Regions from separate parts of the Mus musculus genome. Here region 2 is linked to region 1. A link is a loop called in an ENCODE intact Hi-C map of the cell type or tissue named here. Cell type or tissue: left cerebral cortex. All regions are shown on one strand.

Region 1 (2,500 bases):
CAAAAAAAGGCCCAAGGTACTTAAATTCTAAAAGATAGCTCTTCAAGTTTACGGCACCATTTAGCAATGACTTGCTGAGAAAATACAATGTGCAATTTATAATTTATCAGCAAAAATAAAGATTTCATCTTAAATACATCTTGACTATATTGGTCATGCAGTAATCATTAATTAAATGATTAATTAAATGTAAGATCCTTAAAGGATCCAAAATTATAATTTGGTATCAGGAGGCAAGCTACTGCCAATGAAACCTTACAAGAACTTGGGGGAGGGGCGTGTCATAAAATCCAAGCAGACTTGTAGGATGGTTCTATTACATTAGAGTACCTCTGAGATACGAGACTACACAGATGCCTTTAGGAAGGTGGAAAGAAACTGTCAAAGCAATAGAGAAAGTTGCCAGCCATGTGCCACCTTGTACTGAGAAAGGAAAACTTGAATTAGCCACTAGTGCCTAAAGTCACACATTTTACTACCCAACAGGACTAAAAGTTCATTAAATCTTCCCAACATTAAATAATTAATAACTTCACTGAAAGCTTGACCATTGAAAGTTGGTAGCAAGCCCTCTGTTCTTGCTATTGTTCTTTACGTCTCTGATGCAAAAGTCACACCACAATATATGTTTTTACAAAGCTAACACATATACAACAGCCTGAAATACAGTATCAACTACATCATATACTTGTATACCTGTCCATATGAGTCATAAAATCAAATATTTCTAAGATTAATTATCATATTTCAACTCTGTCACAAGAGTGAAACTCTAATTTTTATTTCTTAATTTAACCCTTGAAAGAGCTCCTATATTCTACCATGTTCTGAGGTGACCTTTTAAAGGAAGGTATATGCTGACCTACTTAAAACTCAAGAGAGTCAAGGAATCAAATTTAGTAATAAAGATGGTTATCCATTAAATGTCTCATCTAAGAATAAACTTAAATGAGCCCTGTATGAGGAAAGGCAACAACGCGCTCTCTCCCAGCTCGCAGTCGGGTGTCTGGAGGGAAGTAGAGATGAACTGGCCACCTCGACAAACAGCTGTCACTGCACTTTCAGAGACCTGGACTCTTACATACTAAGACTCTAGTCAGAGTCTTTCTGTGAATAACGATCACCAAACACATTTGAATTTTAATGTAGACAAAAGACATACAACCTGAAACATTTAATTGCCCATATCTGCAGTCACTAGACTGCGGCTTCCCTTTATTTCCTGTGACCAACGACTGCCACCTAGTGGACGTTACTTCTCAACGGTTCCACATTTACACAGGCCAACTTCCACTAAGAGCTTCTTTTAGACATATCAAAGGGAAAGCCAGTTTCTGCATTGCTTTGTGTCTCTCTTCTATGTTATTAGTCAGGCACTGGTCTTTTTAATTAGCACTGGGAAATTACATAATTATGTAACATAGTATAAAATTTAAATATTATTCAGAATTATTCTTTTATTATTTCTTTAAATCCTAAGTTGAGAAATATTGTTTTTGTGAAACGTGAAGGTAGGCATATAGACTACCTTCAGATATAAACATGCACATGGACAATTACACGCAAATTTATTGAAAGAAAATCCAAACCATAACCATGGTGTGTTAATTAAGGACTTTAAGAAATTTCCAAGTGCTTTCATTTTTTTTAATAACTATTCAAGTAATAAGCTTTTAAAATCAAAGATAAGATAAAAGAAGAAAAAAATAGAATAAAAAAGAATAAACCAACTCAGGGTCGGTAGGCTGGGTGAGCATAAACATTCAAAATACTACTCTATCCTCCTGCGTCCTTTCCCACCAGAGAGTGCTGGCCAAAGTCCCACAGCTGTTATCTTCTTCCTCTTGCTCTTTAGTAAGTTCTACAAAAACCTAGGTAAAAGGAAGAAGGAAAAGTCAACTACTGTATCATTCAGAGGACTCTTAACTAAGTCAGAAACGATACAATGCCGTAACTAACATGTAACAAGTATCAAGGGATTTTCTAATATTGATGCTATTCAAACAAAGCAAGGTATGCCCAGTAGCTACAAAGACAAACACATATTTAGAGGGTTAATACATTTTCTGATTAATATATCAAGTAGTAGTGTCATAAAATAAATTAAAATTGTTTAAACAATTTCAAGTATTCTAATATAAAATAATGCCATGAGTCTTTTAAATATTTAATAAGATAAACAAAAGATGTTCAAGCTTAACAAAATTAAATGTACTTGAATTAACTGTTCAATAGTATACATATATATCAAACCATCGCACTGTAGTCAATAAATATAAATAATATGACTATTCAATTAAAGATGTTTTAAAATGGAACTGAACAAAAAACTAAGAGGAAGCTAAAGTTGCAATTCCAATTAAGTTATAATTTGAGGATGGTGAGATGGCTCAGCAGTACCTTTTATCAAGCCAAAGACCTGAGTTCAGTCACCAAGCCACATGGTTGAAAACTGACACCACTAAAATGTTGTGGCACTTGCACATCCACACATGAAACA
Region 2 (2,500 bases), 620 kb before region 1:
AACTGCGGAGACACCTCTCTAGGTTCTCATATTCCATTTTTTATGTGTGTGTGCACTATGGTTTTCCTCTGCTTTTGCTTATTACATGTCCCAGGGAAATTATTTTTGCAATTGTTCTACAAAATTGTGATAGCAATTGTGGGATTCTGTTTTCAAAGAATAAAATTTACTTACAAACTTACTGTCTTAGAAATGTTAGCTTCTCAAGGGCACAGGTTGAAAGTAAATGACAGCTTTCGAGTCTAGGGCAGGGGGTCTCTGGGGAGGGGAAATCTTAACAGTCCTGACAACTGTTATTTCTGCCGTGTAATAGACGGGTTGGTATTCTCAGAGTGGCCAAGTGGCACTGTGAGCACATGTGCACCCTTTGGAAAGCCCGGAGGCTGTTGGATTTTCACAACAGCTGTCTTGACAAACCCTGCCGGGCTCAACTATCCATTGGCCATGTCCCTTTTTGTCTTCTAAAGCCCTAGCATATGAGAATCTGGCAGCCAGAACGAGGCTGATTGTGGCTGACACAGGAAATGGTGGTGGCTGGACTGATGCCTGCATGCAGCTGAATGGGGGACACACAGCCAGGTCTTAGCAGGGAAGCAGCTGTCACTCCAAACATCAGGCTCCATGTCACCAGCTTGCTCGTTTCCTTTTTCTAACCTGGCTTCTTTGGCTGCCTTGGAAAGGTAACACTAAGGTCGGACACCAAAATCACTCACACTTAATCTTACCCTTAGGAAGGCAGAGGAATAGGAAGAAAACTCTCATTTAATGTTTCCTACATCGTGTGGGGGACACTGTGTGTTTGTGTTTGGGGGGGTGGGTGCATGCTTCAAAGGAGGTCAATCTACAATCACTGCCTGGGTTTGACCCACACACGCTATGGCCACTCAACCTCTTGTGTCATGCTCTTTCCAAAACGATAACATCATGGAATGATTATCTGTCTGAAGCATCTAGGGCAGTTTACACATGAGGTAGGTGCTCTACGATTGTTTGCTTTTATTCGTCAGTGTTAATACAGTCCCAGTTATCCCTTCGAGATGCAGGAAAATGAAGCTCCAGGAGATTAAGTTCCTCACAGGAGATGGCAAAGCATGAAAACAAACAGATTTATCTGCAGTGGGTGGTTTTGTTTTTTTTCCTTCCTTTCTTCAGAACACGACCGGGCATGCTCAGTGCTATCCAGTTCCCTCTCCCGTTTGCCAGCTTAGGGCTGGGTTTATCAGCACTGGAGAGGGGGAAAGCCTGCATGATGGCGACTCGGTCTTTAATCTTCCACTCTACCCATCTCTGGAAAAGAAGCCATTGATCAACATCCTGGTGAGAGGCTGCAGAGGGAGCGGCTTCCTTCTCTTCCCCCTTCCTTCCTCTGACTACTAGGGGGGGTAATCATAACTAATGTTCAGAGCCCTTATCATAGTCTGGGTATTCCAAGACAAAGTCAGGCTTAAAAAGGTGAAATTTACAAACACCACTTAACCCAAATATCTTAACTGGGGATCACTGTGAAAATTATGCAGGAGATATTGTAACCTTTTTTGGTACTAAGTGTTAAATCCGTGATATTTTCTACGCACATTGCCCTAGCACATACACGATGAGGCTGTCAACACCTTGCAGCTACTCAGAACCACACACTGCAGGGGCCTATTTTATTTATGTATTTATTTAGGCCCACTTTATTTATTTAATTCATATGCCTAAAATTGTGTCCCTTGCTTTCATTTTCACATACTTAAGGGGAAAGTTGACTGAAGGAATAATGAAGTCGCCTTTTCTCTTGTTTTCTCATGCAGCTCAGATTTCTTGCTTGGTCAATGATTTGATCTGCCCATCTGTCTGTACTGCCCATGACGCAGTCTGGCATAATAGGAGGCTAGGGCATTATCAGGACTCCGGGCTCCTCTTGGAAGTCTCCCTACATCTGGTGCTTCTGTAGGCACGGTAGGGCCTCCATTGATGACAGCTCACTTGTGGAGACAGTAGTCAGATTAGCCAAGCAGAGGCTTGATAGGGGCTCAGATTTCCTGGACCGGATGACAGGCCCGAGTCCGGAACCCCGGGTATTGCGGGGGTCTACACAGGATGCGCGCTCTGTCCATCAGGAGCATCTCAGCATCCGCTTGCGCTCAGCTGTGGTAGATCCGCTAGGGCCTCCTCCTCTTCCAACAGCAGGGATCTCCTTGTCCGCCCAGCGTCCTGTAACCCCATCCCCCTCCCTGCCGTCCCATAGCACCCAGGGCGGAGTCGCCCACCTGTCACCGAATCGTCCCACGTGGGTCTGCGGTAGGAGGGTCGAAGGGAGGGAGAAAAGACAGAGGCGTGGAGGGAGGCAGACGCAAGAGCCACCGAGGAACCGAGGAGAGGCTGAGATCTCCGAACAGCTAAACAATCTAGAGGACCCCCCACCACACCTGGTAAGGAAGGGACAATAAAGGAGACAGAAACGGGTTAGCAGAAAGAGAAGGAAAAAGATGAGAGCGATGAAGGGGCTACGTATACG

What was found. Peaks named below come from ENCODE experiments on the same cell type or tissue, not always from the same donor. Only the 100,000 strongest peaks of a DNase experiment are listed, where the experiment ranks them.
Region 2: it touches region 1 in a loop (3-fold over the local background); 11 of 42 quality-filtered maps call a loop at or near these places.

What each region holds. Positions count from the first base shown.
Region 1 is chr11:110,270,696-110,273,195 of GRCm38, forward strand. Abca5 (ATP-binding cassette, sub-family A (ABC1), member 5) reads right to left here. Exons shown (of 39, transcript NM_147219.2): 39 at 1-1,871. The coding sequence ends at 1,764. Among named protein-coding and RNA genes, the nearest start is that of Abca6, 20 kb to the left of the region's middle. In left cerebral cortex, a CTCF peak has its summit at 1,262 (motif pointing left); a DNase peak (open chromatin) is centred at 1,246.
Region 2 is chr11:109,648,211-109,650,710 of GRCm38, forward strand. It overlaps a transcript of Prkar1a not described here. Among named protein-coding and RNA genes, the nearest start is that of Prkar1a, 1.5 kb to the right of the region's middle. In left cerebral cortex, no CTCF peak of the experiment used is centred here; DNase peaks (open chromatin) are centred at 523, 1,225, 1,638 and 2,228; H3K4me3 peaks cover 1,554 bases; H3K27ac peaks cover 1,654 bases.